Linked DNA regions of Homo sapiens: region 1 is linked to region 2. The links are chromatin loops, found by intact Hi-C in ENCODE. Cell type or tissue: Calu3. All regions are shown on one strand. Each heading gives the region's core, and the rest is flanking DNA. Links, peaks and the distances in the headings are about the cores only.

Region 1 (10,827 bases), core at 5,028-7,527, 140 kb after region 2:
ACTGAAATTTATGTTTAGAAAATTAAGGGGAGGAAAAGTCAGTTCAATGTTTGAAAAACAATAGTCTTTGAATGGCAATTGTCCGTTGCAGAAAACCTGCCTGTGAGAGAGAAGGAAAAAATAAAATAAAACAAATGACTGTGCTCCCAGCCTAGGAAAGGGGTAGTTAATCCCGTGATGGCTTGCTGAAGAATGCATGGTTTATTATTAAAGTAATCTCTTAAGATTTTCCTGGAATGTGCTTCCACAGCAACTCTGCCTGTTCGACCTATCCTATGCATGTGTCTTTTCTTCCATAATTAAGCTGTTTTCCTCTGTTAGCTCACAGACCTAATCCTTTATCCTTTCTCTCCTCCTTCTCCATCACTTCTTCTATCCCCCTCTCTACTGCTCTTGTCTTCCTTAAACTGCCCCTTTTGAAGCCTGTCATTTCTCCTGAATTGTAAATGGCACTTTGGAACTGGCTGTAAGGTAAACTGCCTGTGTGCCTTTGATGCCTTGCTGGACACTTAGAGATGTTAAAATCAAACAAGGATTTGTTGAAGTGGACCTAGTAAGGTCACATCTCTCTCTCTCTCCTTTTTTTTTTTTCCTTCTCCATGTCATTAAAAAAACAATGAAGAGAATGGCTATTGTTCCCAGAAAATGTTCTTTGACCTTGACCAGTCCTGCATATTTAACATTACAGAAAAACTGACCCTACCAGATTTGGTGGCTGGCAAGTCAAAACAAATACTGGAGGTTTTTTTTCATATCTCTGTCTATCCATCTACCTGTCCATCTTCTGATCTAAAATATTTGGAAGATAGTTTCATAGAAGGCAGCCTGTTTGTGTTTTGTTTTCTTGCTTATACCCCTATAGCATCTCAGAACTAATATGTATTTTTCTGTTTTGTGCAATTTTAATGAAACTCAGGTGGTAGACTACTAGGGTACTTGGAAAAATTGGTACTTGTAAAATGAAGAACATTTAAAATTCAATAATATAAATGTATATAACTAATTACACCTCACTTATCAATATAAATTTTTATAATGAGAAATTGTGAAAGGCAAGTAAATACCCATAAAAATTACCATTCAAATAAATACTGTCTTACTTGGAAAGAAACCTAGCAGGAGTTATCAAAAATGAAAATACATAAAACCCTGCAGGAATTACTAATATTAATTGTTATTGTAGCAAACACATACACTTCTCTATCCTAGGAGTAAGAATCTATCCACTAGAAATAAAGCACATGTATAATATGCAAGGATTTTTTTTTTTTTATTTTTCTGAGATGGAGTCTTGCTCTGTGGCCCAGGCTAGAGTGCAGTGGCAAGATCTCGGCTCAGTGCAACCTCCGCCTCCCGGGTTCAAGCAATTCTCTGCCTCAGCCTCCCGAGTAGCTGGGATTACAGGTGCCCACCACCATGCCCAGTTAATTTTTGTATTTGTATTTTTAGTAGAGACGGGGTTTCACCATCTTAGCCAGGCTGGTCTCATGATCCACCCGCCTCGGCCTCCCAAATTGCCGGGATTACAGGCATGAGCCACCACTCCCTGCCCCCAAGGTTGTTAATTGTATCATTTATAGCAGCAGGAAGCTAGGACAAAATATGCCTGTCAATGGAGAATGACTGAGTATGTTATGACTTATCCATACTGTGAAGTCATATGTAACCATTCAAAGGAATAAATTAGAGTCAAATTTTGTGACATGGGAATATTCCTTTAGGTTTTTTTGAGTGAGAAAAGCAAGGTACAGAAAAGCATGGAAAAGATGTTTCTATTTTAGTAATATAAAAAGCAACACCTATTTATATATATTTGGGTATATATGTTTGTGGGTATATATGAAGGATTATCAAGGAGGTTGCAGTACAGATTACTAGGGGCCTGGTGGAGACAAGGGCAGAGAAAAGGGGTGGGAGCCATGCAAAAAGGAAAAAACTGAAAATAGTCTTTATGCAGGTATAGGTCACATTTATGCATTGAAGTGAAATGATATACACGCAGGTTTGTGGGTTTTTTTTCAAAAAGATTATATCATTTTAAGATAAGGAAAGGAAGAAAGGAAATCCTACGAATAGTTTTCATGGAGGTCTACCTTTAGGCTTTTCAAAAGTGAGTATTCATCAGTATGCTCATTGCTTAATTCAGCCTCCAGAGCAATAGTTCTCAAATTGTAGTATTTACGACAGTCATCCCGGAAGTTGGCTACTAGAGTAAATTCCTGGGCTCAGCCTCAGAGACTTCTCTGGAAAGGTCTGTGGTGGGGGTACCAGGGAATCTGTTTTTTGTTTTTTGTTTTTTGTTTTTTTTTTTTGAGACGGAGTCTCGCTCTGTCACCAGGCTGGAGTGCAGTCACGCGATCTCGGCTCACTCAAGCTCTGCCTCCCGGGTTCACGCCATTCTCCTGCCTCAGCCTCCCGAGTAGCTGGGACTGCAGGCACCCGCCACCACGCCCAGCTAATTTTTTGTATTTTTAGTAGATACGGGGTTTCACCGTGTTAGCCAGGATGGTCTTGATTTCCTGACCTCGTCATCTGCCCGCCTCGGCCTCCCAAAGTGCTGGAATTACAGGCGTGAGCCACCGCCGCCCGCCCGGAATCTGTGTTTTAATCAGCACTTCCAGGTCATTCTGATGCAGTGGTCTTGGGGACCACACTTTCAGAGATGCTGCTTTTCTCCTGAGAGAAATGGTGAAACCGCGTCTCTATTAAAAAAAACACACACAAAAATTAGCCAGGCGTGGTGGCGCACACCTATAGTCCCAGCCACTCAGGAGGCTGAGGCAGAAGAATTGCTTGAACCCAGGAGGCGGAGGTTGCAGTGAGTGGAAATCGCACCAATGCACTCCAGCCTGGGGTGACAGAGCAAGACTCCGTCTCAAAAAAAAATAAAAATAAAAATAAAAATAAAAAGACAAAGAAAACAGGTCTAACCATTCACAGACATTCGATTCGGTCCCTAAACACTTCTGCTCCATTCCAACCATGCGCATGTGATGTGCTTAGGTTTCTGGACTGATTGAATAGCCTCAGTTTTAAAATGGAATGGTCACTTGTGAATGAAGAAGGAATACCATTTGCTGTACTCGTTTAATGCTCATGCTCAAGGTCACGTCTTCATTAGAGAATGGAGGGAAGCTGTGTCTGGACTCCAGGATGATTTAACTCCCTAATGAGTGTGAAGCACATGTACATGCACACGCTTCACACAAGCGTCTGTGTGCCTGTTCGTATATGCATTTTCTGGAGAGGTGCACTATAGATTTCCCTGGATGATCAAAGGACCCCATAGCATAAAACAAGGTTAAATTCCATTGCATTGTGGTTTTATGGCCATTCCACATTCTTTCTATTTTTTTTAATCTGAGGATTTTATCTAATCTTTTGTACCAATCTTATACTTATCCTCACAACATCATTGACAAACGGGTTAGGCAAGTAGTCCTGTTTCTAAAGGTTAAGAAATGTTGGTGCAGGAACCTTGATTTACTTCTGTTCAGAGTGAGAGACAGAACTAGAACTACTACCCAAGTCTTCTGAAAGATCTAGAACTGCACAGGTCACACAGCCTGACTTAACCATAATTATAGTGGCTAGTGACAACTCTTCGGGTTCACTGTACCCTGCAGTGGTCTGTCCACACCAGGAAAAGCGTTTTCTGTTATGCATACTCTTTCATGAGAAAGACACTGACAAATGGAAGTGTGTCCAGAGCAGGACCACTTGGACAGTGAGGGGACCCTTCTGGGAATCAGAACTGCTGAGGGCTCCCAATGTGGCCTGACTGAAATGGGCATGTATGGCCAGAGCAAGAGAGCCTTTATGTTGCAGGGTGGGGAGGGAGGGGACATCTGTGACTAGCACAACTCTTCAAATATTCAAAGGCTTGTCATAAGAAAAGTGGATTAGACTCCTTTCCTTGGCCACATATGGTAGAAAGGGATCCCTGTACTGGTTTGAGTAATGCCCCTCCAAAATTCATGTCTACCTAAACCTCAGAACGTGCCTGCCTTGGAAATAGGCTCCCTACAGATATAATTATTTAAATGGGGTCATATTGGATTATTTGAAGTCTCATCCCCTTCAATGAAATCTTTTTATCTGTCTTAAAATGCTTTTTTGGCCAAAATATCTTGGCTTTTTATTATATTCTATTTTGCGTTTAGCATGATTCTGAAAATAATGCCTCTAGGTATGAATCCTAACTCTGTGGCTTACCAGTTGTGTTATTTAAGGAATATTGCTGAAATTCTATAAAGTAAGGGAAATAGTATAACTTCCCTCATAGTGTTGTTATCAGAATGAAATAAGTTAGTTGTGTCAAGGGTCGACAGTAGTAGTTAGCACATAGCACGGTGCTGATGATAATGCAAAATAACATTAATTTTTCCAAACATCTTAAATGAATAATTTAAAAAATATTAAGTAAATTTTAAAATAAGCTTACCTTAAAACTCAGACATTTTACTTCTAAAACAGCCTGCAGTAACCCCCACTTGTTTGCTAAGAAATATGTCTAAGAATGTTTAGAATAGCCAAAAGTGGAAATAACTTAAGTGTCTATCAATAGGAAAACAGACAAATAAGTTATGGTGCATGCATCCGTTGGGAATACTCTAACAATAACAACAATGGTGTGGCTCTATGGCCCAGAGCTGCTTGTATCAACATAGATGGATTAAATAAGCAAAGCAAGTTATAGAAGACAGAAAGCATGATGCCCTTTATACATGGTTTAAATATGAAAAATAAAATTATTGCTGAGAGGTACAAATATTCATATAAATAAATGTATATAAAAATAGTGGCAATAAGTCACAAATTCAAGGTGGTGGTTACTTCTGAGAGGAAGTAGGGAGATAAAGAAAAGGGCACTCCAATCATGCTAGTAATCCTTTTTCTTGATGCTAGGTGCATGGATGTGTATTGTCTTACTTTCACGTCTATTTATATAGACACTCTTCTGAGGTACTTTACAGGTATTAATTTATTTAGACCTCATAAAAATCCAGTTCACTAAAACCTATCGTCTCAATTTTACAAATGAGGAAACTGACTCAGGAGTCACAGAACTAGTAAGTGGCAGAGCCAGTCTTTAAACCCAGGTAATCGGTTCCAGGGTTTGTGCTTTTAACCGCTAGGCAACACTAACCCTTGCTACAATTTTATGTAGAAATGAAAAGGCTATAAGTGGTGCACACTCTCCAACCCAACTTTGGAATGCACACTGATCATGTTCCTCTTGTTTGCTCCTGTCACTGCTCCGTGCTTTCAGTCTGCCAGGCTCCTTGTCCTTCTCTGGCTTTCTTTTTTCTTTTTGAGACAGAGTCTCAGCCTCCCAGGTAGCTGGGATTACAGGCACCCGTCACCACGTCCAGCTAATTTTTGTATTTTTAGTAGAGATGGGGTTTCACCATCTTGGCCAAGCTGGTCTTGAACTCCTGACATTGTGATCCACCCGCCTTGGCCTCCCAAAGTGCTGAGATTACAGGTGTGAGCCACTGCGCCCAGCCACACTTTGGCATTGTATCTCAGCTCCTGCCGTTTGTTTCTTTCCTCTGCATCAAAGGCCTCATCAGATTCATTTTTTCTGACTTCGATTGTGACTCAATACCCTTTCGAGGCTGTCTCTGGTATCTGGACTTTCACCACAAGACTCTAAGCCTGGGTCTGGCTTACAGAGGCTGCAATGATTGGTGAGAGAGGGAAGATAAAGTGGGAAGTGATACATTATGTCTGAGCACAGCAATGAAGGGACACAGAAAGAAGAAATGTCTCCCTGAGAAAGGGCTCAGGAGAGTTTCTGTAGCAATATGTGCATGTGTGTTAAGCGTGTGTGTGTGTGCATGGTGCGTGTGTGTATGTGTGTTAGTTCAGGATACATGCTGCTGCTTTTTAGAATAAATAGTGGTGGAAGATACACGTTGTGAGGCTAATCCAAAATAACCAATAACCTCTGCACAATTTCTACCTCGCTTTCAGATATAATAACACCATCCAAATGGAGCGACTCTGACTTTTTTCCCCATGGCAAATAAATCATTCTTATTTTGGTTAATATTCAAACTGGTTCTCCTTCTCAGTCTCTGTTGGTGAAAGGACATTCCTCCAGGGCAACCCAGAGAAGGAAACGTCACCACTTGCTTCTATTGAGAGAGAAGCCAAAGCTCTGGAAACCCATGTCACAGGCTTCCACTGGATTACTGTCGGCTCAGTCTTCCATTGAAGAACTGAGGTTACCAAAATTGTATTTGCTGAAGAAACACCAGCTGGGAAGGCTATGCTAGGTGTTGGTTTGCGGAGAGGGAAAACCAGTCTAGAATTATCCAAGTTGTGGCTGAAAATGCATTAAGTCTTATAGTCATTTTGCTGAGGCAAACCAGGAAACACACAATCACAGACTTATGTAAAACGCATTTATCTGACAAGTAGACAATTTCTATTATTATGACTTATATTGAACATGAGGCAGTTTTAAAAACTAATGTTAGACGTTAACCACACCTAGCAAGTTGATGATGCTGTCTCTTCTCTTCTTCCTCCTCCTCCTTTTCTTCTCTCTCTCTCTCCCTCCACCCTTGGCCCACACACGTACACACACACACACACACACACTTTTATATTTTGTTGTGATTGAGTTTGAATTATAGGCAATAGTAGGCTACTAAACTATATCCATGAATTTAAAACGCCTTGACTCACTGTATTTGTTGATTTCTCTGTGTTGAAAACTTCCACCATGGCTTATTTCAAGCTGTCATGTGGCGTTACTGACTGGAGTCGGGAAAAGATGAGGACAATTGGCTCTTATTAGCATCAGCACTGGCTCTCACACACCACTGGTTATGAGATATGTACTAGTCTCTTTCTTTCCTAACATTCGACTACTAAAGTGTCTCTTTCCACCATCTTCCTGGCCAATTAGTCAAATTGACTAATCAACTACTTACAAGTAAAGAATCTTAAATGAAGTCTCTCTAGAACATGATGCTTAAAAATCTGGACCACAATGATCAGGAAATAATGACTTTTTTCATAATTAACACTATAGCTTTATGGAAATACTATAGGATTGAATTAGGCATGCATAAATTAGAATCCTGGCTCTGTTATTATCTAGTCGTATGGCTTTAGATAAATGACTTAACTTCTCTGAACTTTAAGTTTCTTATTTGCAAAAATGAAAAACCATGCTTGTGTTGCAGGTTTATTTTGTGGATTAAATAATATAATAAATGTAAAATAAATTCCTGGCTAATAGCGGGTCCTATGGTGGTTATCATTGTGAATTGCAAGAACAAAGGAAGCATTCAGGTTCTTCTCATTTTAAGATTTTCTCATAAAAAGAATTCTTAAACTTTTGGGACTCGCTTTTATTGTCTGATAATGGATACTGACAAGTGACAAAACACTTTGATATGTACTAGATAAGTATTGATGGAAAAAAAACTTGAGATATTTTTATGTATTATTTTTATTTTCTGATAGTGTCTCACTATCTCCACTGCTACTACCTTGGCCCAAGCCATCATTGCCTCTCGCGTGGATTAATGAAATAACCTCTAACTGCTTTTGCTGTTACCCTTCCCACAGTCTATTGTCAGCATAGCAGCCAGTGATCTTCATGAAATACATCCAGTAATGTTACACTTTTATTGAGAACCCTTCAGTAACTCCCATCTCCATCAGAGGCAAAGCCAGCGTCCTTATAAATGGCCTCCAAGGCTCTATTGATTTGCTCCTCCTATCCCCTGCCTTAATTTTTTAACAGCTGTTCATACAGATCTTCCCCTCACTTCCTTCACTCCAGCCAACTGGTCTTCTTCTGTTCTCTAACCATGTCGGGCTCATTCATATCTCACACCTTCACACTTGCTATTCTTTGCCTGGACTGTCCTCCTCCTGAATAATGATTGCTCAGGTCCCGTCCCTTAACTGCTTTAGATATTTGCTCAAATGCCACTTTGTCATGGAGAGTATTTTTGACCATTGTACCGGGTTGAATAGTGTCCTCCAGAAATGCTGCCTGGAACTTGTGAATGTAACTTTATTTGGAAATAGGGTCTCTGCAGATGTACTCAAGTTAAGGCAAAGCCATACTGAATAAGGGTAGACCCTAAATTCAATCACTAGTGTCCTTTTAAGAAAAGGGAAATTTTGATATACACAGGGAATAAGGCAATGTGAAGCTGGAGGCAGAAGTTAGAGTGATATAGTTGTAACCCAAGGAACACCAAGGTTTGCTGGAAACCACCAGAAGCTAGGAGAGAAGCGTGGAATAGATTCTTCCCCACACCCTTTGGAGGTGGCATGGCCTTGATGGCATCTTGATTTTGAACTTCTATTCTCCAGAACTGTGCAAAAAAATCAATTTCTTTAAATCACTTCCTTTTCAGTAATTTGTTAGGGCAGCCCCAGAAACCTAATGCAATTATTATATTTAAAGTTGCTGCCCTAATACCTTATCCCTCTTCTTCAATTTACATTTTCTCCATAGCACTTATCACAAACTGACAGAGATAACTGATTCTTAAGGTTCTCTTATGCAGTGTATTTCACTGACTGTGACTATCAGCAAACCATTATAGTCCCCAAACATCATGGTTTAATTTTCCCTTCTCACCTACTCTTCCAACTTGGAAGTGTTTATACACACGAGTGGCAGTCCTCCTCTAATAAGGAGAATGCCAGCTAAACTTGTCCAACTTATACTGTTGTTCTTGTCCCCAGTTTGAGAAAATATTTGCGTGCAAATAGTTGCTGCCTATAGTTTATTATTGCACCAACACAGATCCATTAAAACAAACCAAATGAGAGAGAGAGAGAGAATATTGTTTAATTTGAGGATCTGATTTCTAGTAGGTCCAAAATAGAGACCTGGTACATTTTATACTTGGCATATAGTCAGGCCAAATTAACTCCTGCCATTTGGTATGTTTAAAAAGATTACTCCCGTGAGATGCAATAGGAAATACATAGCCAACAACAAAATTCACCTTAAGTAAACTGAATCTGATCAAACCTCTAGATATGGCTACCAGTATCGAGGAATTACACAGGTAGAGGATTTGCTTAAATGACACCACAAACCATGTCAGCCAAATCCAGAATGTGGTACTTTTTATGGGGCATATGACCTGATTTTTCCAGCAATTCAATAATATTAATAAAATGGAGTGGGATGAGAAAGACAATTATAGATTTACAAACATTTAAGAGATAAAAAAAAAAATACACAATTTTGCCCGGTACAGTGGCTCACGCCTGCAATCCCAGCACTTTGGGAGGTTGAGGAGGGGGGATTGCCTGAGGTCAGGAGTTTGAGACCAGCCTGGCCAACACGGTGAAAACCCGTCTCTACTAAAAATACAAAAATTAGCCGGGTGTGGTGGCAGGTGCCTGTAGTCCTAGCTACTCAGGAGGCTGAGGCAGGATAATTGCTTGAACTCAGGAGACGGAGGTTGCAGTGGGCCAAGATCACGTCACTGCACTCCAGCCTGGGTGACAAAGCAAGACTCCATCTAAAAAAAAAAAAAATACAATTTTGCGTGGGAGTCTCGTGGATTCTGATTCGAACAAATCAGTTGTTTAAAAAATATTTTTGAGACAGAGAAATTGTAATTTTAGAAGATAAGAAATTATTATCAAGTGTGTAAATGCATCATCTTTGTGAGTCAGAGATGTATAGTGACGTATTTACAGGTGAAATGATATGATACCTTAGATTAAAAAAATAACATAGCTCACCTCTAAAAATGAGGGAATAGACAAAACAAGATTGTTGAAGCAGAGTGATGGGTATATATAGATTCAATATACAGTTCTATTTTTATTTATATTTGAAAATTTTCGTAACAAAGAAAAATAACGATCACTGCCACCATTAGGTGCCCCATGGAGTTCATTCATCCATCTGTTCATTCATTCATTCATTCATTCATTCATTCATTCGACATTTTTCTTATGCCAGTTACTGCTAGGTTACCTGTGGGTGCTGCAGACAAGTCGTAACCTCACTCTAGGATTTCTATGATTTGTCTTGGAGAGCTTCCTACATTAAACTATTTTGTAGAAAAAACAGTATTATTTCAGCATGTAGAAACTCAGAATTCAGATGCAATATCATAGTACCTCATGATTGAGAGAGTTTGGCTTTGTTTCCCCAGTTCCTCCCACCCCTAGAGGTAGATCCAGGCATCTGGAGGCTGGAGGAGCACTTTCTGGGGTCAAGTATCAATTGAGTCACTTTTACCATCCTCTCCTCAATATTAGACCTTATCAGAATGCCCAAGCCAGGCATTCTTTTGATGTCCCTAGGTTTGATGTCCCTATGCTCCTCAAGTACTTTTTTTACTGGGTTACTGATTTCAAGCTGGAGTCAGATGATTTGCTAAATGACCTCATCTTCCTGTCTGTTTCACACCACGGGGGTGAAGAGAGCAAATAGGTACAAAGTCTGTTTGGCTTCTGAGCCCTAGAAAGAGGCCTGTATTGCTGTCATGTGCTTGTCTGGTGAGATGTTCCAGAGTCTGTTTTCCTTTCTCCTAGATTCATAAAGTCAGGAAATCAATCTACAAAGCTCCAAGTAAATTTTCTTTCAGGGGCATTTTTGGTAGTCAGGACATGGCTGCAAAGGGCAATACTACATTATGAAAGCACTGCTGATATTTGGGAATGGGGGAGATTCCCTTCTCTTCTTTATCCTCTTGCCTCTCAACAATCAGTAGCACCTCCACCAGTGGACAGAAATAGGAATGGGATAGAACTTGGAAACAACTTTGATCTTGATGAAGATAATGCTATTTTGCATTATTTGCACACAATTTTTTT
Region 2 (2,500 bases), core at 1-2,500:
TCTAAAGTGAAACAACAAAATAATATTTGGGTACTTCAACATTTCACTGTCAGCGTTGGAGAGATTATCTAAACAGAAAAATCAAAAATCCAAGAACACAGGATTTAAGCTGCACCATAGACCAAATGAACCTAACAGACATTTACAGAACTTTTTGCCCAAGAGCTGCAGAGGGCACATTCTTTTAATCAGTGCGTGGAACATTTTCCAAGATTAATCATATGTTAGAAAACATAACAAGTCTCGAAAAAATTTTACAAATTGAAATTATATTAAATACCTTCTAAGACCACATGGAATAAAACCAGAAGTCAATAATCAGGGAAACTTTGGAAACTGTACAAATACATGGAAATTAAACAATATGCTCCTGAATGACCATTAAATCAATTAAGAGATTAAGAAGGAAATGTTTTAAATTTCTTGAAATAAATGAAAATAGAAACAGAACATACCAAAACTGACGATACACAGAAAAGGCAGTAGTAAGAGGGAAGTTTATAGAAACCAATGTCTACTTCAAAAATCTAGAAAATTTTCAAATAAACATCTTAATGATACATTTCAAGGAGCTAGAAAAGCAAGAACAACCCAAACCCCAAAATAGTAGAAGGAAAGAGATAATAATGATCGGAGCAGAAATAAACGAAATTGAGACTGAAAACATATACAAAGGATTAATGAAACAAAAAGTTGATTAAAGGTTTTTATTTTAAAAGAAAGACAAAATAAACAAACAATAGCTAGACTAAGAAAAAGAAAAAAGAAGCCCCAAATAAATAAAATCAGATACAAAAATAGAGATATCACAACAGATACCACAGAAACACAAAGGGTCATTAGATACTGCTATGAACAACTATAAACCAATAAATGTAAAAACTTAGAGAAAATGGATAAATTTCTAGACACATACAACCTCTCGAGTTTGAACCAAGAATAAATAGAATACCTGAATAGCCTAATAATAAGTAAAGAGATTGAAGTTGTAATAAAAAGTCTTTCAACAAAGAAAGGTCCAGGACCAGATGGCTTCAATGTTGCATTCTACCAAATCTTTAAACAAGAATTAACACTAATTCTTCTCAAAAATTTTTTTAAAGACTGAAATGAAGGGAACTCTTCCTAACTCATTTTATGAGACCAGCATAACCCTGATATCAAAACCAGACAAGGACACAACACACAAAAAAACCCATAGACCAATATCCCCAATGAACATAGATGCAGAAGTCCTCTACAAAATATTAGCAAACTGATGGCAACAATACATCAAAAAGATAATACAGCATGATCAAGTGGGCATGAATTATCCGAGAAATAGTTCAACATATGGAAATCAATAAATGAGAAACATCACATCAGCAAAATTATGAACAGAAACCATGTGATCATCTCAATAGATGCAGAAAAACCATTGGATAAAATTTAACTTCTCTTTGTGATACAAATTCTCGATAAATTAGGTATAGAATAAAAGTAATTAAACACAATAAAGGCCATATATGACAAACCCACAGCCAACATAATACTGAATGAGAAAAAGCAGAAAGCTCTCCCTCTAAGAACTGAAACAAAGATGCCCACTCTCACCACTCTTATTTAACATAGTACTGGAAATCCGAGCCAGAGCACTTAGGCAAGAGAAAGAAATAAAGGACACCTAAATTGGAAAAGAGGAAGTTAAATTGTCCCTGTTTGCAGAAGACATGATCTTATATGTAGAAAATCCTAAAGACTTTACCAAAATACACTTAGAACTGACAATCGACTTTAGTAAATCTGCAGAATATAAAATCAACATGCAAGAATCAGTAACATTTCTATTAAAGAACAACAAACTAGGCCAAAAAAGAATGCAAAAAGTCAATACCATTTACAATAGCTACAAAAGAAGATACTGAGGAATAAATTTAACCAAAGATGTAAAAGAAAAACTATGAAACACTATTGAAAGAAATGGAAGAGGATACAAACAAATGGAAAGAAATCCCATGCTCCAGGCTTCGGCCTTACTACCAAAAACAATCTACAGATTCAGTGCAATCTCTATCAAAATGACAATGACATTCCTCACAGAAATTGAAAAAAAAATCTTAAAATTTGTGTAGAACCACAAAGACCTCAAATAGCCAAAGCAATCTTAAACAAACAACAACAACAACAAAAACAAAGCTAGGAGTATCGCATTATCGGATCTCGAAATATATTACAAAGCTGTAGTAACCAAATCAGCATTGTACTGCCATAAAAACAGGCACATAAGCAAATGGAACAGAACAGAGAACCGGAAATTAATATATCTATCTACAGTCAACTAATTTTTGACAAAAGTACCAAGAAAAATAACTGGTTTCTTTTCAATCTTTTCAATAAATTGTGCTAGGAAAAACTGATTGTCCATATGCAGAAGAATAAAATTAACCCCCCACTTTTTGTCCTATAAAAAATCAACCCAATATAGAATACTTTATTGTAAGACCTAAAACTATAAAACTAC

What was found. Hi-C counts contacts between places; a loop is a spot of excess contacts. Peaks named below come from ENCODE experiments on the same cell type or tissue, not always from the same donor. Only the 100,000 strongest peaks of a DNase experiment are listed, where the experiment ranks them.
Region 1: it touches region 2 in a loop (2.1-fold over the local background); 1 of 110 quality-filtered maps calls a loop at or near these places.

What each region holds. Positions count from the first base shown.
Region 1 is chr5:39,427,233-39,438,059 of GRCh38, forward strand. No RefSeq gene overlaps it. Among named protein-coding and RNA genes, the nearest start is that of DAB2, 7.7 kb to the left of the region's middle. In Calu3, for the core only: no CTCF peak of the experiment used is centred there; a DNase peak (open chromatin) is centred at 6,149.
Region 2 is chr5:39,293,577-39,296,076 of GRCh38, forward strand. All of the region lies in intron 9 of C9 (complement C9), which reads right to left. Among named protein-coding and RNA genes, the nearest start is that of C9, 70 kb to the right of the region's middle. In Calu3, for the core only: no CTCF peak of the experiment used is centred there; no DNase peak of the experiment used is centred there.